Linked DNA regions of Homo sapiens: region 2 is linked to region 1. Evidence: read pairs that join two places in POLR2A ChIA-PET (ENCODE). Cell type or tissue: GM12878. All regions are shown on one strand. Links, peaks and the distances in the headings refer to the core of each region. The heading gives the core; the rest is flanking DNA. Region 1 overlaps MINDY2 (MINDY lysine 48 deubiquitinase 2). Region 2 overlaps LIPC (lipase C, hepatic type).

Region 1 (13,369 bases), core at 6,327-11,326:
TTTATTATTCAGTAAAAACCAAGAGATGTCTTTGAAGTTTGATCATCATTTCATTCTAAATTATTTTTATTCTCTGTGACATTTTTAAATAATTTCAGGTCAGGCCTGGTGGCTCACACCTGTAATCCGGGAGGTTGAGGTGGGCAGATCACTTGAGGTCAGGAGTACGAGACGAGCCTGGCCAACTTGGTGAAACACGGACTTTACTAAAAAAACACAAAAATTAGCCAGGTGTGGTGGCGCACACCTGTAGTCCCAGCTACTTGGGAGACTGAGGCAGGAGAATTGCTTGAACCCGGGAGGCGGAGGCTTCAGTGAGCAGAGATCGTGCCACTACGCTCCAGCCTGGGTGACAGAGTGAGACTCTGTTTAAAAAAAAATTCGATAGATTATTTTTTTAAAGCAGTTTTAGGATTTACAGAAAAACTGGGCAGAAAGTACAGAGAGTTCCCATATATGGCATATTTTTAAACTGAAACTCCGGCAAATTACTGTCGACTGTCTGTTTTTCTAAATAAACGTTTTTTTGGAACACAGTCCCTCTCATCTGTTAATGTACCATCTCTGGCTGCTTTTGCACTACAATGCAGAGATGAATTTGTGCAGCAGAGACAGTATGGCATGCAAAGCCTAAAATATTAGTATTTACTATCTGATCCTTTACAGAAAAAGTTTGCTGATCTCTGCATTAGATGATTTTTTTTTTAGAAGCAAATACACAAATATTTCGACTCACTTACTTACAAGCAAAGTCAGTAGTATATTCATTTCCTGAATCATAGCCAGTAAAGTACTTTGGATGTTTATTAAAACTAAAAAGTGCCTACTTCACACTAATACTGTGGAGCCATCCACAGATCTTAATTATTTTTTTAACCATCTAAGATCTTCCCAAAAGCTTGCTTTTCTTTTTTTTTTTTTTTTTTTTTTTGCTTTCCTTCACCACCATCACTTCAAAAGCAAGTGCCAAGGGTTTTCTTAATGACCTAATAAGGCTTGTACTCCTTTGTCTTTTTAGATTTTTTCAAAGGAGAAACAGGTTATGAGATAGTTGGCTAAGAATACAGAATTAACAGTTGTGGCAGTCTGTCTGATTTTCTAAATTTTAAGCTTTACAATGAAAAAAATAACAGGCTGGGTACGGTGGCTCACGTCTACAGTCCCAGCACTTTGGGAGGCTGAAGTGAAAGGATCACTTGAGCCCAGGAGTTTGAGACCAGCCTAAGCAATACAGGGAGACCATGTCCCTACAGAAAAAGTCCCAAAACAAACAACAAAACTTAGCCAGGTGTGGTGGCACGTGCCTGTAGTTCCAGCTATTTGGGAGGCTGAGGTGGGAGCACCACTTGAACCCAGGAATTTGAAGCTGAAGTGAGCCGCTATCATGCCACTGCACTCCAGCCTGGGCAACAGAGAGAGATCCGATCTCAAAAAAAAAAAAAAAAAGGAAAGAAAGAAAGAAAAGAAAGAAAAAAATGACAAATCAACTATGACCTATTTTAGTAATTATCTACAACATAAAATAAATAAGTACTTTAACATATACAAAGGCACTTGGAAGGCACTTTAAGTAGTTTAAATATTCTCCGTAAAATTTGAACAAAGTATCTCAACATATATTAACAAATAGCTCCCAATTAATAGAGGCCAAATAAATTTTTATTATCTAGGAAAATGTCCTACCCTATAAATATTACTGAATTAACTAGATTTCCTGAGGAAATTATTATTATTATTTTTAAGACATCATGTTCTCACTGTCCTCCAGGCTGGATCGCAGTGGCAGGATCATGGCACACTGCAGCCTTGACCTCCCCAGCTCAAGCAGTCCTCCCACCTGAGCCTCCCAAGTAGCTGGAACTACAGGCACGCACCACCACACCTGGCTAATTTTTGTATTTTTTATAGAGGTGGGGTTTCACCATGTTGCCCAAGCTGGTCTTGAACTCCTGGCCTCAAGCAATCCTCCTACCTCAGCCTCGCAAATTGCTGGTATTACAGGTGTGAGCCACTGCACTCGGCCCTGGAAAATTATTAATATAAGCACAAGAATATTTAAATTAATAAAAGAAAATAGCTACTCCGACTCCAAATATTCCATTATAAGGTAAAACCTCAAAAATTTAGCCCAATTATTCTATCGTCCAGGCTGGAGTGCAGTGGCAAAATCATGGCTCATTGTACCCTCAACCTCCCCGGGCTCAGGTGATGCTCCCACCTCCACCTCCCACATAGCTGGGACCACAGGTGTGCGCCACCATGCTTGGCTAATTTTTTGTATTTTTTGTACAGATGGGGTTTTGACATGTTGAACAAACTCCTGGACTCAAGCAGGAGCCCAGACTTCTGCTTAAATCTGCCTGCCTCAGCCTCCTGAAGTGCTGGGATTACGGGTGTAAGCCACCATGCCCGGACCATTCTGTAATTCTTAATCATCTAAAGAGTAAAGTAAATTTGGGAATAGACTCAAGCAAGACCAAAAATACTAACAACAAAACCTTCTGTTTAAACTGTAAGTGAAATCTTAAACAGGAATGTAAAACATCCTAAGAGTGATATGCCAAGGTTTTGACACCTATGATTTTGATAATCCAAAGGAAAAGATAAATGCAGGGGACTCAGCAATAACTAAGAAATAAGAAGCAGTTTATGTAGGTGATGACAAGTACAAAAATTACTACTAGCCAAATAATGTTTTTAAATGCTTAACAATTAGAATACCAATATAATAAGTACTCAACAACACACAGTTTGAGTTCCAACACCTCTTCAAAGTTGGAAGATATTTGAGAAAATATAAAATTGAGTATTTGCCAGTCTCTGCTCTTTAGAAAAAAGAAGTCAGGGGCCGGGCAGAGTCGGTCACTCCTGTAATCCCAGCACTTTGGGAGGCCGAGGTGGGCGGATCACCTGAGGTTAGGAGTTCAAGACCAGCCTGGCTAACATGGTGAAATCCCGTCTCTACTAAAAATACAAACAATTAGCCAGGCGCGGTGGCAGGTGTCTGTAATCCCAGCTACTCAGGAGGCTGAGGGAGGACAATCACTTGGGCCCAGAAGACAAAGGCTGCAGTGAGTAAAGATCACGCCACTGCACTCCAGCCTGGGTGACAGAGCAAGACTCTGTCTCAAAAAAAAAAAAAAAAAAAAAAAAAACAGAGAGAAAAAATTAAATATATTGAACATCTACTAATTGTCATTCAATTTTATGTTACCTGAATCCTCAGCAATCCTATGAAGCAGGCATTATTACCTCCATTCAAAGAATAAACTAAGGCTTTAAAAAGTTAATTTAGCCAAAGTAAGTAGAAGTACTGTGATGAGAAGTGAGATCAGACACCAAAGCCAATTACCAAATTACCAATTACCAAAGCCAATTATCAATACTCACAGACTTTTTTAAGAACAGCAGAACACTTTCCACTCAATGAAATCTTATACAAAACATAATTGACAGAACTTTGTGACCAGTGAAAAGTGAAGCACGATGAGGAAAGAATAATAAAAGTTGACTCTAAGGCTCAGGAAACTCTGAAAATTAAGATCCATACAATTGATAACAATGGAAATTTGGCAAGTGAAGATTAAGTTTGTAGAAGAAAATGATGTCTGCTTTGGAACTGTGACATTTTTAGTTTGACATTCAAACAGGGAGTTGAATTTGGAACACAGAAGATAAGATTTTTATTTTGCAGTCTATTTTTGCATTACTTATGTAAGGCAAAATGGACGCACTAAATAATAGTCAAAATTTCACTAATTTGAAATATGCAGTGTATATACACATGTGTGTATATATGTAGCATTTATATATTCAGCATGAATATATAGTATTCATGATTTTTTAGTAGAAATTGTAAAGAAATTATTCTTTAGAAAATATTAGAAGTATTAATGGGAATCAAAGAGAAGCTTTACCCGCTTTTTTCAAAATAAGGACTCAAAAACTTAAGGATTCTTTTAACATGCCTTTAATTCTGGCTCCAGCAAATAAAAATTTATGTATTATAAGCTATTACACATGTTTTACATTTTAATTTCTTGTATGTACTATTCATTTACTACTAGTAATACTATACTTAAAAATACTCAAATTCAGACTTTTCAGTGAATCTAATTGGCTTTCTACTTGCCATCAGTATTTCTTTCTTTTTTTTTTCTTTTTTGAGATGGAGTCTCGCTCTGTCACCCAGGCTGGAGTGCAGTGGCACGATCTTGGCTCACTGCAAACTCCGTCTCCTGGGTTCAAGCAATTCTCTGCCTCAGCCTCCCGAGTAGCTGGGATTACAGGCGCCCGCCACCACACACGGCTAATTTTTGCATTTTTAGTAGAGACAGCGTTTCACCATCTTGGCCAGGCTGGTCTTGAACTCCTGACACTGTGATCCACCCGCCTTGGCCTCCCAAAGTGCTGGGATTACAGGCATGAGCCACTGCGCTTCGCCACCATCAGTATTTCAAAACAGGAAAATTTTAGGAGACAACCCACAAGTTAAAAAGGCTTTGAAATTCTGAAACACTTTCATCAGTTTTTATCATAATTTAGACCCTATCCTCAGAGTAAGACCAAGGCCTATTTAAAACTGTCAGAAACTGCAGATATATTCACACATATTAAATTTGCAAGAATGTCTTATTTTATATGCACTTCAAAGTGTTTTAGAGCAATAAAGAATGTTGTTGCAGTGAGATTTACTAATAAAAGATTTACTAGTAGGCTGGGTGCGGTGGCTCATGCCTGTAATCCCAGCACTTTGGGAGGCCAAGGTGGGCTGATCGCCTGAGGTCAGGAGTTCAAGACCAGCCTGGCCAACATGGTAAAACCCTGTCTCTACTAAAAATACAAAACAATTAGCTGGGCATGGGGGCAGGTGTCTGTAATCTCAGGTACTTGGGATGCTGAGGCAGGAGAATAGCTTGAACCCAGGAGGTGGAGGTTGCAGTGAGCCAAGACCACACCATTGCACTCCAGCCTGGGCAACAAGAATGAAACACTGTCTGGAAAAAAAAAATTAACTAGTAAAAGAAGGCATCTTCCATTCAGAATTCACTATTTATATTTAAGAAGCTCAGCAAGCTTACTAGGCTGAAATATCTCCCCCCTCAAAAATTGATAATAAAACTTTTACATTAATTGCTTGAAAGATGAGAATAGGGTAAGACAAGAGACCATTTTGAAGGCTACTAAGGTAGTCCAGGTGAGAGATAAAGGCCTGAACTAGGGTAGTAGCAGTAGAAACAGAAGTTACTAATGACTGAAAAAATCCAAGAATATATTTAATAAACTACAATGGGAAAGGCCAGCTGATTCACCTTAGTGCCCCAAAGAGACTCTGAAACTAGAAGTGTCAGACACTTCAGGAGACATAAGATAAAGTACAGAGAGCTAAAAACCGGAGTCTGTATAAAGACCAACTGGTACCAAGATCCCAGGAATCGATCTAAGGAATCATGAAGTCCATTTCTGCTTCTCTGACTTTATCATTGGCTGTCCCACCCTGTTTTGCCCCAGACCTACTGTCCACCAGACTTATTGCTATCTTGAACTTTATCTTCCCAATCAAACATCCTGAGTGAGAGCTCTGGTTCTAGAGTGGGTGATAATCTTACCTTGGACTAGTTATTTAAACTTTATGCACTTCAATTTTCTTTCTTTTTTTTTTTTGAGATGGAGTTTCGCTCTTGTTGCCCAGGCTGGAGTGCAATGGCGCTATCTCGGCTCACCGCAACCTCCCTCCCAGGTTAAAGTGATTCTCCTGCCTCAGCCTCCCGAGTAGCTGGGATTACAGGCATGTGCCACCACACCCGGCTAATTTTGTATTTTTAGTAGAGAAGGGGTTTCTCCACGTTGGTCAGGCTGGTCTCAAACTCCTGACATCAAGTGATCCGCCTGCCTCGGCCTCACAAAGTGCTGGGATTACAGTGTGAGCCAACCACACCTGGCCTCAATTTTCTATATATATAAAATAAGAACAATAGTCTACATAAGGATTTCATGATGTGGTTGAGAAACTTAAAAGAGAAAACACATACAATGCATGTAAAATAATGCACAGTATCTGGACACAAAAATAACTGAGTACTTACTATTATTATTCAAAGCCCCTATGATTGCTAGTACCACCTGGGCCCAAATGTCCTTCACCTGGGACTCAACAGACAAGGTTGAATGGGGAGTGAGAAGGTTTTTAACTAAAAGACTACTCATACCAAGGGGAGAAGAAAAAATGAACACATCTATCACTATTAGAGGGCAACTCCTACTGGCGGTATTTATACTCTCCTCAGCCCTTGTCTACCTTATCTTACAAATCCAGAGTTACAACACCAATTCTAATTCTTGGAGGAGACTGGGAATGAAAGCCTCAGAAAATGTTACTTAAGTCTTTTGTGTAAACAAAACCCCACAATTGTGTGAAGTTTTAATCTCTTTTTACAGGATCTATATTTAAAAACAAGGTGGGCAGAGGCTAAGATGGAACCTTTGGCTCACCATCTGTTTTTCCTTTTTTATAAGTAATAAACACACTTGGAAAACCTCAAAAGAGCTCTGTGCTACTTCAGGAAGAGAAAATTTGTGTGATTACAATGTTTCTGCAAGTCAGAGGAAAAAGCATAACCTAGATGGAAACTAGGAGAGTATGTGAAAGAATCTGAGGGAAAAAAGTCATCAAGGAGGTAGGGAGAAATAGAGCAAAAACTCAGCCCTGGCAAGAGGCTCACCTTCATGGTGCCTCACTTTGCAGGTGATGAGACAATAGCATACGTCCATTCGAACTTTGAATTTTCTGTTAACAGCCTTTTGTTCATTTTGCCATTGTGCTGTTCACCCTTTTCTAATTTATAAGGGCTCTTTGTAAATTAAGAAATTAGGGTTGGCCATGGTGACTCACGCCTGTAATCCCAGCACTCTGGGAGGCTGAGGCAGGATTACTTGAGGCCAGGAGTTCAAGGCCAGACTGGACAACATGGTGAGACACATCTCTAAAGAGAAAAAAAAAAAAATGGTTGGGCACAGTGGCTCACGCCTGTAATCTTAATAGTTTGGAAGGCTGAGGCGGGCAGGTCACTTGAGGTCAGGAGTTCAAGAACAGCCTGGCCAACATGCTGAAACCCTATCTCTACTAAAAATACAAAAATTAGCCGGAAACTGCATGAACCCAGGAGGCAGAGGTTGCAGTGAGCCAAGATCGTGCCACTGCACTCCAGCCTGGGCGACTAAATGAGATTCCGTCTCAAAAAAAAAAAAAAAAAAAAGAAAAAAAGAAAAAAAATTAGGTGGGCATGGTAGCACACACCTGTGGTCCCAGCTACTCAGGAGGCTGAGGTGGGAGGATTGCTTGAGCTCGGGAGGTCGAGGCTATTCGGAGCCATGATTGCACCACCACACTCCAGCCTGGGTGACAGAATGATAGTCTATCTCAAAAAAAAGAAAAAAAGGAAATTAGCCCTTAGACATATAATCTGGCAAACAGTTCCCTTAGTTTTTAGTGTGTTTTGATTTAGTTTATGGTGAGGTTTTTTTTTTTGGTGTGTGTCTGTTTTTTTAAGCTTTTTTTTATTTTACAGAATCAAATATATTAATCCTTATTTTACAGTTTCTAGGTTTGATGTTTGGAGAAACCAACTTTATATAAAAAAAATCCTGCTTCAGGACCCTGGCATTCCTCCCATGACTTGGAACAGGAGATAATCTCAGCTTATACTAAGCAAAGAAAAAAATTGGGAAAAGAATTCCCTACCAAAAAGAGTTAAGAAGGAAAGGAGATGTGTTTCCAGCATCTTAAATTAGTGCATTCATTTTTCTACTAAAATGCTATACAATGACTAGATATTGCAATACTCTATCTTCTCTATCACAATGTATAGTATAGGTTACATGTAAGTTTTTTGTATGTATGTTGGCCTCAGAACCTATAACATTCTTTCTAAAATAAAAAAAAAGTATAACCAAGTAGGGATTCCCTCTATTACTAAAGAAATATCTTTGTAAGCACTAAAATATATATGTTATATACCTTCTGGCTTAACTTCATAAACACCTAATTACATGGGTCACAGCCCTCAAATAAACCTATAAATAGCACTTATTACAGCTAAAATAAGATTTTTAAAAACTATTAAAAATCAAATATAGTCAAAAAGAAGCAAAACAAAAATGTATTCTAAGTCATACATTTTGATAAATTTACCTGGTATAATTTGTAATTTGAGCCCAGGAGTTTGAGACTAGCTGGGGCACTATAGTGAGACCCCGTCTCCATAAAAAAACAACAAAAAGGAAAAATACAGAGGTAGATGAAACTATCTCTTGAAAATGAGAGGTAAACAAAATTACAAATTTGAGCTCGAATTAAATGTAATAAATAGATGTCTTTCTTGATGTTAGAGCATCACAGCTCAACTATTCAACAGATTTTCTTTTTTTATAATTAAAAAAAAGTTTTTTTTTCTTTTATAGAGATGGGGTCTCATTATGTTGACCAGGCTGGTCTCAAACTCCTGGGCTCAACTGATCCTCTGGCCTCGGCCTCCCAAAGTGCTAGGATTCCAGGCGTTAGCCACACTGCCTAGCCAACTACTTAATAGATTATGAATGATCGCCTACTCTCTAGCAGTTCTGAACCAATACTTTCAACTCAGTCCTTACTCTGTTTGATCATTTTTACTGTCACTTCTCATCCAGAACCACTACACTTACTCCTTTGCTCAAATCCTCCCGGTTTGTTCAGTCTATTGATTTTCTAATAATTTCAGATGATCAGCTGTTTTCACTTTCAATTCTCTAATTCTCTGCCCCTATACCCCAGGTGTCAGTTCTTGAAAGAAAAGCCCAAGTCTTGATAACTCTAACCAGTCATTCTTCCTGCTCCTATTTCCGGACATAAGCGAACTAGGGAAAGACCAAAAACAAAGCAAAACTGATATGCTAATAGTTTTTAAAGAAAACCTCAATTTATTCATGCTACTAATTGTCAGTCTTTCTGTTTGTGCCTCAAATTCCTAAGCATAATCTCCACTGAGATTCTCCTTTAAAATGCAATATGCTTTTCTCACAAAATTCACCGGGTCAAATGCTTTACAATCTTAATTATTAATGAGTTCAATAGTTACTACTTATTAGTTCAATGGTTACTTTGCCAAACTGAAAAATATGAGGCTTCAATTTTCATCTACCTCTCTTTTTTCCTTATTATAATTTTTTTTTACAGAGATGGGGGTCTCACTATATTGCCCCAGCTGGTCTCAAACTCCTGGGCTCAAGCGATCCTCCTGTGTTAGCCTCCCACAATGCTGGGACGACAGGCATGAGCCACCACACACGGCCTACCTCTCTATCTTAACGTGACCTTGTCTCTGTATTTTTCTTGTTCCATTCCTCCCACTACTTCAGAAAATACGGTTGTTGTTCCTTTCCTCTAAAGAGAACTGAGGATTCCATGTTATCCTGACTTTTCAGTGACCTTGTCCCTACACCTGTCATTTTCAGCAGAATCTTCCCTACTCTATTAGCTCTCTGATGCTGCTGCATTTGACAATAGTAATGTACTACATTTTTATTACATTCTCTTTCCCTGAATACTATCATGACATTGCCCTATTTCTAGTTCTCATTCCACATCTCAAATTGTGCCCATGCTGGTTTTTCACTCTCTCACCCTTAATATTCTTCCCCTCCTTCCCCAGTGTAATCTTTATTCCTCTGTTTTCTCTCTGTCTCCTGGAGAATGAGGTAGGGGAGGAGAGGGAATGGGGAGACTGAGGCAGGATGGAGAGGATGTTTCTGCTGGCAATTTGTCACTCTCACATATATTGGGATGGAAGAAAAGTTGAGAACTATTGCTCACTACTCTCTGGAGAATTCATTTAGTCTCATATTTACTCTATGTAGTACTACCATATTTACTCTATGTAGTAATTTCCCAATTTGATTTTTCTCTATAATTTTATAGCCTCTTGCAGGTGGATCACCTGAGGTCAGGAGTTCGAGACCAGCCAGGCTAACATGGTGAAACCCTGTCTGTACTAAAAATACAAAATTAGCTGGTGTGGTGGCACACATCTGTATTCCAGCTACTCGAGAGGCTGAGACAGGAGAATCACTTGAACCCGGGAGGCAGAGGCTGCAGTGAGCCAAGATCCTGCCACTGCACTCTAGCCTGGGCAAGACAGAGTGAGACTCTGTCTCAAAAAAAAAAAAAAAAAAATTTAGCCTCTTTACTGAGACCCAGTCCATGCTTCTAACAGCATAACGAACATTTATATTTTTATGCCCCCCACTGGACATTTCCAACTCAACACAACCAAACTTTGGCATCAACTTTCCCATCTAAAATAATTCCCTTCATACCTTCCCTATCTTTGGAAAGATCCAGCCAATCTCTATTACCCAGGTTTGAAAAATGCTGTTACTGTCTTCACTTCTTATAGTCATCATTGGGAGAAGTCATCATTGGGAACGCTACATTATCCTCATCAAAGAGGGGGACAAAGAACTCTCTAACCAAAGCGCTATCTGCATCAATTCTTCGTGCTACACTCACTACAATCTTACTTCTAGCCTAATATCAAAGTAAAAGACCACTTTCTTCATGTCATTTCTTTATCTAGCAATTTATAATAGCTCCAATATCAGCTATATATAAAGTCTAAACACCTATAGCCATGGGTCCTCTGAAATCTGACAACCACCTTCACACCCCATTTACTGTTTTTCTCTACTAAAGCATTTCTCAAACTTTTTGTTCCCAGAGCCCTTTACAGTCTTAAAAATGATTGAGGACCCCCAATAACTTTCATCTATGTGGATATCTATCTATATCTACCTTATTATAAATTAAAATTGAGAAAAATTTAAAACACAAAGTACAGAGGCACACATTGCATTAACTGACAGAGCGATGTCATTACATCATGTAGCCTGAAAAACTCCACGGACACTTGTAAGAGAGTAAGAGTGAAAAAGGCAAATAACATCTTAGTATTATCATAAAAATAGCTTTGACTTCTAGTACCCCTGGCTCACTTTGAGAATACTGCTCTACTTTGCTTCGCTTATCCATCTCTTCATCAATGATTACTTATGACTGGTTTTTGTGGGCATCAACAGGCTGGAGAAAAAAAACACTGATAACCACAGATTTACAAAATAATCTCCAAATTCATTAGCATGCTTGCTCATTCACAGTCTGATAAAACCCATCAATTTTATGTCCTGCTATTACCACCATTTCGTTTACCTCCTATGCTGCACACTTCAACCAAGGTTGAAGGTTCCAAGTAGAAGAAACCCTTTTCTGCTTCAGTATCTTTCAATACACTATTCTCTTTGCCCAGAAGGTCTTCTCTCACTCATCCTTTGGATCTAGTTCACAGGTTATCTCTTCTATGAAGTCTTCCCTTGATAATCCCCTCCCCAATTACCGTTTTCTCTGCACTTCCATAGCATATTAGAGCTTCTCACATTGCACTGTAATTATTGTTTATATGTCTGTCATCCCACTAGATAGTCAGCTACACGAGGGCAGATTTGCATCATACTCATCTTTGCATTTCCTTTTTTTTTTTTTTTTTTCTTTTTTTGGGACGGGGTTTCACTCTTGTTGCCCAGGCTGGAGTGCAGTGGCGTGATCTCGGCTAACCGCAACCTCCACCTCCTGGGTTCAAGAGATTCTCCTGCCTCAACCTCCCAAGTAGCTGGGATTACAGGTGCCCACCACCATGCCCGTCTAATTTTTTGTATGTTTAGTAGAGACGGGGTTTCACCATGTTGGCCAGGGTGGTCTCGAACTCCTGACCTCAGGTGATCCACCCGCCTCGGCCTCCCGAAATGCTGGGAATACAGGCGTGAGCCACCGCGCCCGGCCTCATCTTTGCATTTCTAGTACCTCACGCACAGTGGGAACCCAAACACTTGATCATTCACTTGAATCTGTCTGAATTGAATGAGTCAGTTTAATATGCATCTATCCCCAAATACTCCACACCACAGTACTTGCCCTTTCCTCTGAATTTCTGCAGTACTACATAAGAAAAAAGACTAAAGGAAAATAATAGTTATTCCTTCCTACAAAAAAGATTAGGGACTCTGGCCCGTTAGAGCAAGTCTAACTAACTCCCTAGTTGAGGGCCCTTATCAAATGGCTCTTGTTCACCTTTTCAACCTTATTTTTCATTATTCTCCAACATTAGCTTACCACTTCTGTCATGTAATAAACATATAAACACACAATATCCATTCTATTTTCATTCCTTTGGTTTATACTCTTCTCTCCCCTGGGAATTCCATTTCCCTGTTATTCTAAATTCTCTTCCTTAAAAGATCTGTTAAATTGCTCTAATTTGTCTTTAAAACAAACAAACAAACGAAAAAAAAAAAGATTGGTTCAAGACCCATAAATCCCATGAAGTTTTCTAGGACTACGCCATACCAAAGGAAAATGTCCCCTTTTTGAATATCAAATGCATTTCCACAGATTTACCACAGTTTACCTACCACTTGTCTCATATAACTTACTATTTCTTGTTCTTAAACAGTTTCCAGTAAGTTAATGATGCCACCTCAAACAGCTTGACAGCCTTTTAAGGGCAGGTACTGTCTTCACTTAAAACATCTCAGTGCCATTATGCACCAGACAATGGCAAGGTTTCTAATTTTATTTCTTTTCTATCAGTCCTTGCTAGCGACAGGAAGATAAAGGCATGTTTGATAAACACTATTCCCTTTACTTGATTTTCTACCTAAGTGTTTAGAAGAATCCAGGTTATTTTTCTTTTTCTTTTAATATAGGGTCTCACTGTATTGCCCAGGCTGGTCTCAAACTTCTGGGCTCAAGCGATTGTCTTGTGTCAGCCTCCAGAGTAGCTGAGCTTACGGAGTAGCTGGGATTACAGGCGCACACCACCACACCCAGTTTGTTTTGTTTTTTTTTCCTAGGAAACATTGCATCTACAGATATAATTATCAATTTGAAAATAAAATAGGTGCTGTGAGATGCATCTTCTCAGCACCCTAACACTGCAAGCTTAAATGAGACACTTCATTTGACAGGTAACTCGCTCTGAGTCCTCAACATACCTATTTTTAAGGGTCTTTCCCTTTTTTGCTCCTTCACCTTAGACATACCTTTTCTTATTTTAGTTCTTTAGAGTTTTAGCTCCCTTAACACATTCGGATGCATGGTTACTGGTAATAATGCCAAACCATTTAAGGAGAGCCAAAGAAATGAGGCAAGTAAAAATCATGCATAAAATGAAAACAATCTTTGAAAACCAAGAAGTTACGGTAATTGGGTCTCAGACCAATGCTTTTCCTTAAATGGAATTTGTCTAAAGAGCCACATCTTCCCCATCACCATTCTCTTAAGTAT
Region 2 (16,466 bases), core at 6,686-11,685, 270 kb after region 1:
AGAAAAATGGCAGATGTGCCTGTCTTGATGGTTGGGGTGGGAGGACTTACATATACACTCTGTGTTCAATGCATGGGAGGTGAGGCAGAGGGGGCAGCAGAGAAATTCAGAGTAACTCTCTTAATCCTTGGCTTTGCCTGACTGGCTAGAAGTGTAGTTCTTTTTTTTCTTTTTTTTTTTTTTGAGACAGAGTCTCTCTGTGTCACCCAGGCTGGAGTGCAGTGGCACAATCTCGGCTCACTGCAAGCTCCGCCTCCCGGGTTCACGCCATTCTCCTGCTTTGGCCTCCCGAGTAGCTGGGACTACAGGCACCTGCCACCACGCTCGGCTAATTTTTTTTTGTATTTTTAGTAGAGAAAGGGTTTCACCATATTAGCCAGGATGGTCTCGATCTCCTGACCTCGTGATCTGCCTGCCTCGGCCTCCTGAAGTTCTGGGATTACAGGCGTGAGCCACTGCGCTTGGCTGAAGTGTAGTTCTGTTAATTATAATGATGCAAATACTTATTGTGCACTTCCTGTATACCCTGTGTAGTTTATTAACTTTTCACAAAATGCTCTAAGGTAACCAGAGTCATCGTCAGGGATGAAACTTAGACAATTTGGTTCTAGAGTCAACATTCTTTTCTTTTCTTTTTCTTTCTTTTTTTTTTTAGGTGACGAATCGTAAGTGTATAGCTCTGTGAGTGTTGTGAGTGTCTATTATGTTTACAACCACCGTAACCACCACCACCATCAAGGCAGAGAACATTTCTATTCTCTGAAACGTGTCTCCAGGCAACACCACCAGCAGATGTAACTGTTCAGACTTCCATCACCGGAGATTAGTTTTGCCTGCTCTTGAACTTCGAGTTAGTAGATTCACACAATAGATGCTCTTTTGGGCCTGGCTCTTCTCACCCAACATTAAGTGAGATTCATCCACGTTGTGGTATGTGCAGAGCCTGCATCTTAACTGCTCTGTTCTGCCTCTCATCACATTAACTAATTCCGTGTTGCCTTCCAGAAATGTTTCCTTGGAAAGTGGATTGGGTTTTGCAGAGCTGACTGAGCCTGAAGGAGTGGAGCGAGAACACAGAAGGTTAAGTTCAGAGGGTGGCCCAGAAGAGAACTTTTTAGATAACTCCCTGGTGCTGCACAATTCTGTCTCTCACGGCCAAGTTTCGTGGTCCCAGACTCACTGGTATCAGCACAAGTTCCTCTTTTGATTTTGTTTCTCCTTTCACAGAACTAACTTAATCACCACTGCTTTCTCAAACACGTGGACAGCATTCTCAGGCATCATTTAGGGCAGTGGTTTTCAACTGAGGGGTAAGTTTGCTCTGCTGTTACCTTCCCCCACCTTGGGGCATTTGGAAACATGGCAACACCTGGAGATAGTTTTGGTTGTCAAAACAGGGGGCAAGGGGAGTTCTACTGGCATTAGTGGGTAGAGGCCAGGGATACTGCTCAACACCCTTCAATGCACAGGACAGCCTCTCACAACAAAGAATTATCCAGCCCCAAATGTTAAGTGTGCTGTGATCAAGAAGTCCTGGTCTAGGGTCAACACAGGAAGTTGGTGGCTGTTCCCTTTTCTGATATAGTAAGAGAGCAGACACAGCGGAATGAATAGAGCTCTTGACCAAGAGTCAGAAGATCTGGGTTCAGGGCCCCACTTTGCACCAACTAGCTGTCTGACCTTGTTGAGATCATTTAACCTCCGCAAGGCTGATTTCCTCGTCTGTCACTTAGGAGCTGTGACGCCTGCCTTTCTTACTTACACGCTTGTTGTCAGAATCACAAGTGAGAATGTCAGTGGAATCTCTTTGAAATGCTTACATGTTATTGTTTTATTTGACTGTGACAGCAAATCAAGCTTATATGGGTGTTTTTGTGTCTAATGTCAATGCAAGAATAGTTTCGGCAGGGTTTCTGTTGCCCTGTGTTCAATTTCCAGGGTCATAGCCTCCTTCTCACATTTGTGTGGGAAAGGAGCTCATATACAAAGGGTGTTTCCTGGAACTGTGGGCAGGGCTTCAAACATCCCTGCAATTCTCTAAGCCTGCAGCTCTCCACACTGAAACTTGTGGTCTAGAAATTCTCTTTTAAATGCTTGTGAGACCTCTGAAGGGGTTCGCTCCAGAAAAGCAGGGCCTTTTTAGCACTGAAAGTTGGATTTTATTTTGCCACATAAGAGACTTAGGGCTGTCGCCCCTCCTGGGTGAAGATATGCAGTGTTATGGCAACATCAGTCTGATAGAACGTTGTTGAGCTCAATGTGCTGTGCCACATAGTGGAGAGAGGGGGCACAATTCTCTCTGAGAGGCAAGAGCCCTGGTGCTGTGCAAGCTGGCACCAAAACAACATTGGGTATTGGTCAAAACCTTGGGGATCTTTGCCTTGTGAATACACAGGAGAGTGAGGTGAGGCAGTTAACAGTTCTACTCAAACACAATTGTTGAAGGGAGACTTAGTAAGGAATAGTGTGGGACATGGATATTTTGTCATCATTAACAACATAAACAGTGTTTGGATTCAAGGGGCAAATTTGCCCTAGACTAAAGGCTGTTCTGGTCCCATCTAACAAAGTTTTAAAGCAAGTCTCAAAAGGGTCAAACTATTTCCAAGTAATTTAACTGCACCCCAGGACAAAGCTGAAGAACATTTAAAATAATGTAGGAATACCCAGCACCAATTAGGTAAAATTCACAATGTCCGGTATCTAGTCAAAAATTACCAGGCATGCAAAGAAGCAGGAAAATACAACCCATAATGAAGAGAAAAATCAATCAATCAAAACCAACCTAGAATTGTTATAGATGGTAAAATTAGTCCACAAGAACATTAAAACAGTTCTTATAACTATATTTCATTTATTCAAGATGGTAGAAGAAAATGTAAGCATGCTAAGAAGAAATATGGGAGATATAAGAAGTCTAAACTGAACTTCTAGAGATTCAAAAATCAATGTCTGAGATATGAAATACATTAGGTGGGATGAATAACAGATTACACATTGCAGAAGAAAAGATTAGTGGACTTGAATTCACAGCAACAGAAACCATCCATTTGAAACACAGAGAATAAAGGCTGAAAATAAATTAACAGAACATCAGGGAGCTGTCGGGCAATTTTAAGAGGCCTCATATATATGTAATTGAAAATTCCAAAGGAGACAAGAAAGGGGACAGAAGAAATGCTTAAAGAAATAATAATGGTGGAAAAATATCTACGTTTGATGAAAGCACTAAATACATAGATCCAAGATGATCAATGATCTCAAAACACAAAAAATATGAGGGAAACTACACCAAGCCACAGAATAATCAAATTGCTGAAAACCAGTGACCAAAAAAAAAAAAAAAAAAAAAAAAAGAAGCTAGAGGTAAAAAGTCAAACTGCATACTCAGTGACAAAGATAAGAATTCAATAGACGTCTTCCCAGAAACGAGGCCTACCAGAAGACAATGGGGCAGCACCTTTAAGGTTCAAGCAAAGATGCGCAGAAAATCCCATTGCCTTGGGCTCCTTGTATGTTGGTAGATGTTGGGATGGAAACTCATCCTCAAAGCCTAGCCAGGTGTCAGCAAGAAACACAGTGCACTAACATGTGGTGGTCAGACGATGATTACAGCCCCGTGTTCGCGCTTATGAGAGAACAGGAAGTGAGATGAAGTAATGGAAAATTTCACAGTGACACTAAGAAGAGATCCGAGTTCTAGAACACACTGAATACATATTTTCCCTCAAAAGTGTCTTTCCTCTATCTGTCCCCAGCTCTGTGAGTGACATCCCCAAGCCATGAACTTTAGGCACCCTTGACCCCTACATTTCTCCTACCCTATTGCCGTTCAGCTCACTGATTTTTCTCAAAAATACCTCCATTTACTTTTTTTCCTCCAGATCTAATTCAGGCCCTCATTATGTCTCACAAACTCCCTATTTGACACTGGGATAGTTGTATTACTCCTCTGCCCCTTTATAGAATAAGGGGATTGGCTGATGATCTCCAAAGGCCCTTTTTGTTTTTTAAAGTATGGGTTTTGGTGATATTTTGAGATATATATATATATATATATGTGTGTGTATATGCAAAGACCTCTTTTATATCACACTAATGAAGCTCGATTCTGATGTGGTTATATCCAGAGAGGAGGAGGTTATGAGTTATGAATGTGCCCTGCACATAGTAGCTGCTCTATGGTATTTGCTGAGTAAAGAAATGAAAGAGTTTAAAGCAAAGCAAACAAAACTCCCATTCTTGCTCCAAATAGCTATGTTCTGCAGAACAGGATCCAGTTTATGGTAGGCTGAATAATGACCACCTCCAAATTTGTCCACATCTGAATCCCCAGAACCTAGAATATGTTACCTTATATGGAAAAGGGACTTTGCAGATGTGATTAAGGTAAGGATCTTGAGAGGGGGAGATTATCCTTGTTTCTTTGAATGGGCCCAATGTAATCACAAGGGTTCTTATAAGAAAGAGGCAAGAGGCTTAGAATCAGAGAGAGAAACTGGAAGATGCTATGCTGCTGGCTTTAAAGATATAGGAAGGAGCCACAAGCCAAGGAACGTAGGTGGCCTCTAGAAGCTGAAAAAGGTGAGGAAACGGATTCTGTCCTCAGAGTCTCCAGAAGAAACACAGTTCTGTTGACACCTTAATTTTAGGACTTTTGACTCCAGAACTGTAAGATAGTGTCAATTTAACTAATTAAATTTGTAGTAATTTGTTAACAGAAGCAATAGGAAACCGATATGCAGCCTTATTTCTGCATTAACTTTTTTTGAGATGGAGTGTCACTCTGTCGTCCAGGCTGGAGTGCTGTGGCACCATCTTGGCTCACCACAACCTCTGCCTCCTGGGTTCAGGCTGTTCTCCTGCCTCAGCCTCCGAAGTAGCTGGGATTACAGGTGTGCACCACCATGCCTGGCTAATTTTTGTATTTTTACTGGAGATGGGGTTTTGCCATGTTTGCCAGGCTGGTCTCAAACTCCTGACCTCAGGTGATCCTCCCGCCTTGGCCTCCCAAAGTGTTGGGATTCCAGACGTGAGCCACTGCACCTGGCCTGCATTAACTTTTTATACTTACTAGGAAAGAGGTTTAACCTTTCTGAGTCTCTGGTCTACTTTCAATCAAATAGCATTAAAAATGTCTTCTATATGAGATAAGGGTATAATGAAATAGTGCATAATCCTATTTGAAATAATATAAAATACTCCTTATAATACCAAATACTACTACTACTTCTACTACTACTGGTACTACTGGTACTGCTAATGCTTTGCAAATGCCTTATAGACATTGTTTGACTTTAATCACTAAACAATCTTATGAAGTAGCGATTGCTATCCACCTTCCACAGATGCTCAGCCAAGACTTAGAAAGGGCGAGAAGCGTGCTCAGCCACACAGCTAGAAAGTGGAGGAGCTGGAATCCCCATTACAAACAGGTGTTCTGGCTCCTTTAGTTATGCTGGCGATGATAAACTTGATGCCAGTGGGGGCTTTTACGATGATGCTTATTACTGTACCACTCTGTTGTCATTCTCTTCTCATGCCTCTTTCCTGTAACAACATCTGATTGCTTCACTCATCATATTCCAGCCTGTCACCAGCTCGTCACGGAAATGATTGAAATGCTACTAATTCTGCATTATGGCCTTCTGGCTGGGTGAACTTGGCAAAGGCTGGGGAGATGTTTGTGTATCTAAGAGCAAATGGCCCCGAGGTTTGGAAACGGAAATGCTCCTCCCACCACACCCAAGAGAAATGTGCATGGTGAGGAGTCCTGGGGTTCTCAGCCCCTTGTGAGTGGAGCCAGGACATAGATGCCAGCTGCCGTGGGGTTTCTCCAGAATTCTCAGCTGCACAACTGTGAACTGAGGGAGTTGCTTTGAGGCAGTGTGGCATACAACACCTTATCCTTTTATTTGAGGGACGTGCTAAAAGTTTAAGTAGTCAGCTTTCCAATCCTCATCCTCCTTCTTTCATTTACCTGTTTCCTCTTCCTTTTTCCTCCCATCACCTTTGATTCTGAATATTTCCCTCTGCTGTTCTGAGGTCTGTTTTTAGGGGGCTGGCTTGGCTAACAGGAGTTAGGACAGAAAGGGCCGGCTCTGCATGAGCTCTGCTTTCTGCAGCCCAGAGCAACGGTTTGCTTTGAAGATTGTTGAGAATATTTGGATTAATAAGATTTGTTCTAATATTTCCCTTCATTTCTGATCATCAAAGTGCTTGGAAGGTTTGAGCTGGTGCAGAGTTTCTTCTAGTTTGTCCTTGGGAGCAAGTGTCTGGAACAGGGTTGATTTAAAAATGTTTTCTGACTGAAGCCTTGTTAATGGGGCAGGCTGCAAATTCACATCAAGGGAGTGTCATCTTTCAAAGCAGCTTCTTGGCAGAAGGGGATGTGGAATATTAGAGAAATCTGAATCTGTTAAGCTTCCATTAAATGAACCCTTGATTCCAGACTGTGCTGAGCGGAACCTAGGGACTGTGGGCCGTGAGTAATTGACTTCTTCAGTGGCAGGATGCCTGAGAAAGGTCGAGCGTCCTTTGGGATGAAACATCCACCAGTTTGAAGGAGGTTTTTGCTTTTCTGTATTCCTCTGTGTCTCCTTTTCTATGTACTTTTACTTTTTTTTTTTTTTCGTTGATGCTTTGTGTTTTGCCCAATATAATGGAGATGAAAGGCGGAGGTCTTGTGCCGGGGTCTGGAGGATGTGTGTGGAACGACCCTCGTTGTCATAGGTCATCATTTTATGGCTGTCAGCCTTCCTCACATTGACTGTAAGTACCTTGAGGACAGGGGCAGGATTTTACCTTCCATCCCCTTTCCCCGCCTCCTACCTCGTTCCAGTGCCACTGTTGCTCAACCCATATTTGGCAACTTATCCCAGGGCGCCTCTGTCTGCTGAAGCTCTGACCCTGTGACCAGGCCACTTTAAGATGGGTGGGACAGGTCTGAGACTCCATCTGCCTTCCTAAAAGACTGCTGGATCTGGAGATGTCACCCTGTGGGCTGTGATTCCCGTGGCTTTTCCAGGTAGTCTCGCAGACCCAGCCGGCCCAGGCCATCCTTCTCACCTTCTCATATTGCTCCTGGTTCAAAGGCCCCATCCCCATTTTTCACATCTATTCCTGACTGATTTGCGTGGACTTTCTGTCTTAAAAAGCAAAATAAAACATTGTAGAAAACTTAGAGAAAAACAGCCAGGTGCAGTGGCTCATGCCTGTAATCCCAACAACACTTTGGTAGGCCGAGGCAGGTGGATGACCTGACGTCAGGAGTTCGAGACCAGCCTGGCAAACATGGTAAAACCCCATCTCTACTAAAAATACAAAAATTAGTCAGGCTTGGTGGCTCATGCCTGTAGTCTCAGCTACTGGGGAGGCTGAGGCAGGAGAATCGCTTGAACCTGGGAGAAGGAGGTTGCAGTGAGCTGAGATCATGCCATTGCACTCCAGCCTGGGGCAACAGATTGAGACTCCGTCTCAAAAAAAAAAAAGAAAAAGAAAAAAAAGAAAACATAGAGAAAATCACCAAAATTACCTGTATTCCCATAATCAGAGATAACTATTGTATTATGGTTGTGATTTCCTTCTAGGTTTTAAAATGCTGTGTGTGTCTCCATGTGTATGTTTGAGTTTAATTGTGTGTATGTGTGTGTATATATATAATTTAGAATCCTGATTTTATAACTCAATGTTTTGTCTTGAACACTCCCCCACGACATCAATAATTGGCAAGAGAGAATCCTAACGTGTGGTTGTACCAGAATTATAATATTTGAACAACCCTCTACTGTTGTAACTTAAGTTACAACCACAGTTTTTTCCAAATGTAAACCACACTGTGATGCAATCTTATTCATAGACCTTTCTCTATATCCCAGATTAATTCTCTTTGAATGAATTCCTGGAAATGGGATTACTAGATTAAGTGACATCAACTTTTAAAAAGACTCTCAATACCTATTGCCAGTTGTCAGCGCCAATTTAGCTTTGCTCATGCAAACCAGCAGGGTGCCCTTGTCTTCTGGACATAGTGGGTTTTACCAGTCATATGTATAGCTCTCCCCTGAGAACTTGCCTGGGCCCTAACCCTTGGGATGTGGTATTTATCATTCATGTTCCTGCAGCATCTGATGCCATCCCTGGAGAGCCCCACGTATGGGTAAATGCAATGCAATGGTAAATGCAATGCAATGGTAAATGCAATGGAATGATTTATTGCCTGCATCTCCTTGCGTTAGGGCCTTGGGGTTAGTGAGGATTCAGTTACTCTGCTTTCACCACACTCCCTCCCCAGGCAGATCCCCGAGACAGAGAAGAATGGGGAAGAGGACTGAAGGATGCCTTTGAGTTGAATGAACAGCTGAGAAGTCTTAGCTGGAAACATGCCAGAATTACACAAGACCATGGATAATCATTTAATTCGTATTTTGTACCATTTCATGTAGCCGAGAAGAAAAACATAGGATGTAGAGTCAGGAGCCCTGGATTCTAGTTTTGGGTCTTCCAGGCATTAGCTGAGTTATGTTAGGGAAGTCTCTTAAGCTATTTGAGATCCAGTCTCTTCATCCGTAAATATACAAAATAATAAGGCCTTCCAGGTGCGGTTGTTGAGATGCTGAAATGAGACGTCATCACGTGACAGCACTTTGTATACTAAAGTATTTCTGGAAGGAAGTGCTGTTATCCTCACCAACTCCATGTGGAACAATGTGCATTACTTGGCAATGTGTCACTCTTGCTGAGAGGTCCTTTCAGGACGTGTTATGATCTTATGTTTTGCTTACTTGTTTATTATAGTATTTCATTGAATCCAGTATACACAAATAGCATGATATACCATTGTTTAACATACCACTAACAAGGAAAAAAGCAAGTTACAAGTTAAAACCTGATGTCTTAGTGATAGTCTTATGTGAATTGGTCACAGTGCCTCTTGTTGTTTGGAGATTTCTTTCCCCTACTTTAGGGTTTGGCAGTTTCTCCTACTCTTAGTTGCTTTGCTTAGAGCCTGATGGGCAATCCTCTTGCATGTGCACCAGTAAAGCACAGCTTCATATATTGTGATTACATTTCATAAAACACTTTTTGTTACTTTGTAAGAAAACATAGGATGATGGTTACTCTAATGATGAATATCAAATTTATGCCTCACCTCTGTCTCTGTGCCTTTTTATGTGCAAATAATGAGTTAGTCTTTTCAAAAACCTTCTGAATGGAAATTAAGCTCAAGCCATGCACTGCCACTCAAAAAGGCAAGCAAGTCAACTGAAGCGATGGCAGTTAAGAGCCCTTTTTATCAATGTCACAACCATGCCCTAGCCCACAGCATTGTAAGATATATTCCACATTCAAAGATATTAAATAGGAACAACAGTGGACCTTACAACTGAAGACATAAAGTATCTGTTTCCCATACCAGGGAGCTGTGTCCTTGTCTATTGTGTCTTCCACCCTATGCCCAGTACCTAGCACCATGTTGGCATTCAGAAGGTACTCAGCAAATACATGTTTAGTAATGGAGAAAACAATACAATTCTGCGCATGTACATTTTATTAACAGTGGAACTGGATAAAGTCTTATGGAATGAAATAGTATATAAATAGCTTCTTCTTTTTCTAAACTCTTTTTTTTTTTAATGATTCAATAGATCCAATGGTACAAAAACCCCTTTCTTATAAAATTTTTTAATTGGTGATACCAGTTATAACAACTAAAATTTTGACTGGTAAATATAATAATAGATATCCATTGACAGCATTCCTATCATATTATGTAATTTTGTATAACACTTGTCTGTTTCTAAATGCAGACATGATATCACTAGTAATAGGGACAGAAGTGATTCTTGGTCACCAAGCAGGGTAAATTTGGGAGTATAGGAAACAATTTCATCCATGTAAATGATGTGGCAAAACACTGCGTATACAGAGAGTCCTGGCTTACTGGGGAGTTGGTAAGCCATAGTATGGCTATTATATGTTAAAAAAAAGAATAAAGATTGTGTTTGGGAAATGAATTTTGCAGGGAAAAATAGAAAATTATATTTATTTACTGAACACCTATTAGGTTAGCACGTGGTCTTTTAATCTTCACAGCAATCCTTGGAGTAGATAGCTTTGCTTCATTTTGCAAATGGGGAACCTGAGACTCAGAGAGAGTAACCTGCCTGTGGCTAGTAGGTAGTTGCTCCAGTATTCCAATTTCAGTCTTCTTGATTCTACAGCAATTGCTTTTCCAACCATTCTATGCTGACTCAGAAAACCTGAGAGTTTCGGAATACCTAATAGGAGTTAATGAACATTTAGGAAGACTGGGGCCAGCCCTGGAGGTGGAGTGGAGAAAGTGGCTCATCATCTGAGGAGGAATCAAGCTGGTGACATTGATGGATTCTATTCTATCTAAACCATTCACAGTGGATTGATGTATTTCCCAGACAACACTGAGGAGAATGTGTGGATTTGGGTACAATAACAAGAGAGGATTCTGGTGATATGTTCCCACAATTGCCTGCATACATATCCTCTTCATTTTGCTTTATTTGGCTCAGTTTTGTTCCTTCATTCCTTTAGCAGTTCTTAAAAGAGCTACTGTATAAGGTTTGCTTTGATACAGGACAAATACATTGGGATGTTGTGAATGAGGGAGCTCTGCCTACAAGTAGTACTCAACAGAGAGGCTGGGTGAGAAGCCTAGGAGAGAAGAAAGGATGCACAGAAGAATACTAAAAAATTAAAAAAAAAAAGTAGCAGGAATGAAGGGTTGAAAAACCCACAGCCCTTTCACCAAGGTCAGGTTGGTTGGTTCTTCCTGCACAGTGCTGGAGAGGGCAGAAGGATGTGAATGCGGAGGAAAAGGTGTCCAAAAAAAAACTGGGACTAATGAGAACCTTGTTGGGGACTATGTCAGTCGTAAGGACTCTCCCTCAGCCCCCAGCATAGAGTTTGGGGATGAATACATTTTTGTTTCAGAGCAAAGTTGATACATCCAAATGTTCCCATATTAACTAATTTGTTCAGTTCAATACTAATAAAGGGATGGAGGGGGGTCGGCCTATAGGAGAGGAAAAGAACCAGCTAGGAAAGGCGTTTCGTATTTTATCAAAGTATGTGGGTTAATGATCTCCCTACCTCCAAAATGACCACAGCGAGTAAGACTCGCTGAATCCTGTGTTCAGGTCATTTGTCATGAGAGGAACTGGACTGGACTAATATTGCTTTGGGGATGATCGGCTTAATTTGACTATGGGGTGGCAGTTGTTGGGGCTCAGCAACTGTTACCCCAAAATATGGTGCTTTGACATGCTGAAATAAGAAGAGCCTCAGGGTCTCTCTGATCTTCACTCCCTACCCCCCACCCTTGGCCCTACCCCATCTCTCAATTCTTCATCTCTCCCAAAGCTCTGGATGAAGTTGTTCTCTTCATCCCTTATCTGCCTAAAGTCTGGAAATACCAAGGAAGAAAGCAATTACCTCTAGTCTCCTCCCTGAGTTTTCATCAACTGAACCCATATCACAGGAAGAAAGACTGAAGTCTGTCAACACACCTGGACAGTATTTTGTCACAAACCATCGTCTTCTGTTTTGGTGCTCATTCAGTATTTCAAAGAGAATCATTTACCAGCCCTTGTCTGCTCTGAAGTCCCAACAGACTTCGTCCATGGCCATTGTAAGTTCCCCAAGTCCACTCGTCTCCCCCTAAAAATCATTTACCATCCCTCAAATTGCCACATTTCCCCCATCTCCCCTTCCCCTATGAAGAAGGGTTAATGGGTAATTGTTCTCTATGGATCCTCCAGTGCTAGACATGTTAAAATAAATTCGTATGCCTTTTCTTCTACTAATCTGTCTTCTGTGAGTTTTCAGTGAGCTTTCAGAGGGCAAAGGGGAAGCTTTCCCTTAGCCTCTACACAGTGCCTGGTGGAGTATGGAAAAAGGTCGCTAGCCAGCTACCCTTTCTGTATTCCAGAATTGTACAAGCTGAAATTTGTCCTAGAGGCCACTCTCACCTTATTATAAGAGGGACCACTTTAGTGAGCTCTTTTCGTTTTCCAAAGTAAGGCAAGTACTGATTTGTGTGTGGCCGGGGGAATCCTTGATTCAAAGAAATAATTCAATCGTAGATATGTCGCAAGACCTTATGCAGATGACTGATCACATTCCAAGAACAGGAATTTTCTTATTTGCATGTTTAATAATGAGCTAAATCAAGTCAGTTTGACCTTCCTTTCTTCTTTGCTTCCTTCCTTCCTTCCTTCCCTCCTCCTCTCCCTCCATTTTTTTCTTCCTTCCTTCTTTCCTTCTTTTTTTAGAGAAAGCAAAAAGAAAAGTATATTTCTCTTTTGCTTAGAAATACTCTCAAGAGGATAGGGAAAGTTTAGCTATTGTGAAAACCAATTTTATTTCCCTGTTCTCCTGGTTTCCCCACTCCTATGATTTGCCTGTGTCCCCACCTAAATCTCATATTGAATTGTAGTTCCCATAATCCCCACATGTCCTGGGAGGGACCAGGTGAAGATCATTGAATCATGGGAGTGGTTTCCCCCAGCTTGTTCTTGTGACAGTGAGTTCTCACGAGATCTGATGGTTTTATAAGGAGCTTCCCCTACCCCTTCGCTGGGCATTTCTCCTTGTTGCCACCATTTGCGGAAGGATGTGTTTGCTTCCTCCTCTGCAATGATTGTAAGTTTCCTGAGGCCTCCCAAGCCATGCTGAACTGTGAGTCAGTTAAGCTTGTTTCCTCTATAAATTTCCTAGTCTCGGGTATTTCTCAAATATGTCTTTATTAGCAGTGTGAGAATGGACTAACACACCCCCACACCTGTAGCATCTTCCCCCACGTCAGGGTGGGGGGCAGAGGGAGCCAGCAGGGCTTAGGAGTTGGGAACACAGCCAGCTTTGAATAGAGCATAATTTGAGCCTGTGTCTTCAGGGAGAATACTGGTGCTTTGTTAGGGGAGCCTCTCAGCAGTCTGTATCATGTAGAGAAAGAAAATCTTGTCGCCTACCTGGATATCTCAGAAGCTAGGGCTCTGGGTTTGGAATTGTGAGTGGAGTTAACAGGGGAGGGATAGGGAATAGGCAGAGTGGTTTGGGCCACCTTTGCTGTGCCTTCTCATCAGCACCTGCTTTGCCCTGGTCAAAGGCCTCTCTCCTGATCTGGACTGTCTTGGAACAGTGGTCATGTGCCTTCTGTGGGAGGGTGCCCTTTCAGTCGTGGCAGGAGAACTGAGCCCGTTCAATGTGCCCATGCCAAAGAAGACTGGGTGTGGCTGGCTTCTATTTCTGTTCTCCTGCATAGCTGTGGCTTCAGAGATCTATGGAAGGAGCAAAACAACACCCTTGCCCCAAGGGTGTCATAGAAGTCTCCTTTCTGCACAGCCTCTCCCCTCCTGGGCTAAGGAGAGCCCCGTTGTGAAGCACGGTACTGGGAAAGGAGCCCCACAGGTGTGTGTTTGAGACAAGAACAGGAAGAGGTACTACAGGCACCCAAACACAGCCTAGGTGGGGCACACACCACAGAGACAGAGTGGGGAGGGGCGGCTGCCATCCACTCTATGGAAGTTCCTCCAAGTTGGTGAGTAAGGATGAGACCCAAGCAGTGGAATTCCTCTATCCAAAGCCCAGGAGCTCTGGCACAAGGAGGCAACAGCCGCCTCTTGTGAGGAGGGAGCTCGCGGGTACTGGCTGTATGGTACTGGCTCCCTAGGGCTGACCAGCAACCTGCAGCCACGTCAGTGCAGTCCCCTAATGAAAGCAGGATACTCAACTCATGATAGAGGTGATGGTTTTTGGCCTTGGAATGTTGGCTCGGGTGGGAACTGGCTTTAGAGATAGTTGTTTAGCAACTTGAGCTTGTTCCAAGGAGGGTGACTAAGAGTGAGGGGACTGGAAACTGTGTCATTTGAGGATGTGTTGAAGGGAGACTTAGTCCAAAGAAGGGAAGGGCTGGTTGACGTTGGGTGAAACGTGAAGGAAACAGATCTTGGTACAATAAAGAGAGGAGCTGCCAATGGCATTAGATGAGTATCATCTGAACAGTCTATCTTCATACTCATGAAATGTTTGTCCCACTTCATAGACATCCCTACCAAGCTGGCAGACCATTCACCACCACCACCAATACCAACAGCAGCTGTTGAGCACACTTTGTGTTGAGCCCTGTTGTCAACATTTTTTTGTATATTAAATCATTTGATCCTCACAACAACCCTATAAAGTACATGAATCTTTTATTATCCCACTTTTTAAAGATGAGGAAACTGAGACACGGGGATTATCCCACTTGCCTGAGGCCGCATGGCTGGTGAGTAGGGGGGCTGGGACCATATGTAGCAGAGGCTGGAGTTGGCATGTGGCCTCCGTCTGCTCCTGCCAGCCCTGCTGTAGCCCAGCACCCTGATGGCCGGCTGTAGAGTGGTAGCCTTTCCCCTTAGGTCCTGGCCTATTCGTGGACTGTTGGCCTCTCCCAGTGCTGTCACATCAAGTTTCAGATGCCCCAGAAAACTGGGGACCTGTGCTGTCTAGCATAAGGGAATTTCCATTCTCTTTGCCTTGGTGGTTCCTCCAGCTTCTGCATGACTGTGGTTTTTGTAGCTTGGTTTGACTGAAAATAACTGGCCTCATGAGTTCTATTCTTTATCTGGCTGTTATTGGCATCCCCAGTGCTACATAACCAGGAGATTACTGCTTTGCTACCAGAAGCATGGCAGGCCATGTAAAACAGGGTACAGCATGCGCAGCTCTCCTCGAGATAGGATAATGGGGCCATTTGGAGTTACACACTGGGTCGTGCTTAGAGATCTGCTACTCTCCACGTGTGCTGCTGTCTGGTGAAGAGAACACTAGTATTTGAGGATGGCCTTTTACTTGTCTTGTTTCTGACAATAATGGTAGAAATTTCCTTTCTTCTGATACATTTGAGATTACTGGGAGGAGAAAAAGAAGAAATCCAAATTTGTTCTTAACCAAAAAGCTACAAAATGAGTTGTTGGAAGTGGGAGAAGGCCAGGTCGATGCTGGGCCTCAGGCTGAATGTAGCAGTGTAGTTCTCAAGCCACCCTCTGCTTTGTTTTGGCCTGTTGAGTGCTGTTCCTGGCCATCTGGAAGACCCCTTATTCATACAGAGAGGGGGGTGTTGACGTCCAGAAACAGAACTGGCCAAAATGGGAATTTCTTTGTGATTCGGCTTAAAGAGTCACTTGCTTGAGACTCAAAAAGCATCTTTTCTGAATGGTCCACAGGTGGCCATAATGTATAATAAAGATAAATTCAGAATGAGCAGGTGTCATCACTTCTGCCCTGGGCTGCCTGACAACAGCCTGTTTATTTTCCTCTGCTCTGAGAGGTTACAACCCCAGATGGGGTTGGAATGACCCCACCATCAAGAGGACTTTTATGCTGGTGGGCCTAGAATCTTGAGGGGGTTTGGAGGGAGCTTGTTCACTCCAGCCAGGGTGCCCTGTGGCCCTGCACTCTGGCTGGTCTGTTGGATGAGACTTGAAACTGGTGTATGGATTTCTGTGGTATACAGGGCTTTCTGAGAATTTTTGTTTTCTCCACTTGGAAAATGATGTCCTGTCATATCTTGAAATGGGTCATGGACTTGCTAGTGTCATTGGCTTTCTTCTGAAAAATGTCCATCTGAGGAAACGGGACTGGTGCAGTGTGTGTGTTTGGGTGGGGGTGTGGGTGTGTGGGTGTGTATGTACATATAAAAAGTCCACCCTGGTGTGGGCCCTGTGCCTGGAAACTCAGAGGCTGCTGGAGACCTGCCTGGCATGCCTACTCCTTGGTTTCTGCCACTGCTGTGTCCAGGTGACTTGCCCTCAGACACTTGCTCTGTGCCCTGTCTCTGGCAGGTGCAGGGCCTACTTAGGCTCACAGAGACAGCACTCACATCCCCTCTGCCTTTGGGGCCACCCCGGGCTGGGTGGTGCGGCCCAGTGGAACCCTGCCCTTCACATTCCCTGGAGTGAGTTGGTGAATTGGAAGGTTGATGTGCTGGTGCTGAGACACTCACAGGGTGCTGCCTGTTTGAATGTGTCCAGTAGGGTGCTGATATGCGCCAGTATCAGATGCGAGGTGCTGCCCCATGCAGACCAAGTCCTCATCTCCCAGAGTCCTGCCAATGATTCCTTGGTACCACCAGGGTCCCTGTTATCCAGAGGCTGGCGCTGCCCCTAAAGCCTTTCACAAATCACCTCTCCCTGACTCTTAGTGTCCTACCTTGGACTCTGCCCCCTCCACTCCTTCTCCAGCCTCTGAATGCACAACAGGCAAATCCAGTGACAGATCCTGAACAGGGTTTAAGGAACCCACCAAGTTCTCTTACACCAGGAAGACAAATAAAATCTTGGTTCTACCACTTAAGAGGCTGTGTGACTCTGGGAAAGTTAACTTTTCTGCACCTCAGTTTCCCCCTTTTTGACATGGGATTAGCAACACTGTCTGAATTGTGAGGGTTAAGA

What was found. Peaks named below come from ENCODE experiments on the same cell type or tissue, not always from the same donor. Only the 100,000 strongest peaks of a DNase experiment are listed, where the experiment ranks them.
Region 2: POLR2A ChIA-PET joins it to region 1 with 7 read pairs; 3 of 35 experiments call an interaction of 5 or more read pairs at or near these places.

The regions. Positions count from the first base shown.
Region 1 is chr15:58,772,698-58,786,066 of GRCh38, reverse strand. The region is part of intron 1 of MINDY2 (MINDY lysine 48 deubiquitinase 2); the gene reads right to left. Among named protein-coding and RNA genes, the nearest start is that of MINDY2, 8.1 kb to the right of the region's middle. In GM12878, for the core only: no CTCF peak of the experiment used is centred there; a DNase peak (open chromatin) is centred at 8,796; H3K4me3 peaks cover 1,373 bases; H3K27ac peaks cover 406 bases.
Region 2 is chr15:58,503,128-58,519,593 of GRCh38, reverse strand. The region is part of intron 1 of LIPC (lipase C, hepatic type); the gene reads right to left. Among named protein-coding and RNA genes, the nearest start is that of LIPC-AS1, 13 kb to the right of the region's middle. In GM12878, for the core only: no CTCF peak of the experiment used is centred there; no DNase peak of the experiment used is centred there.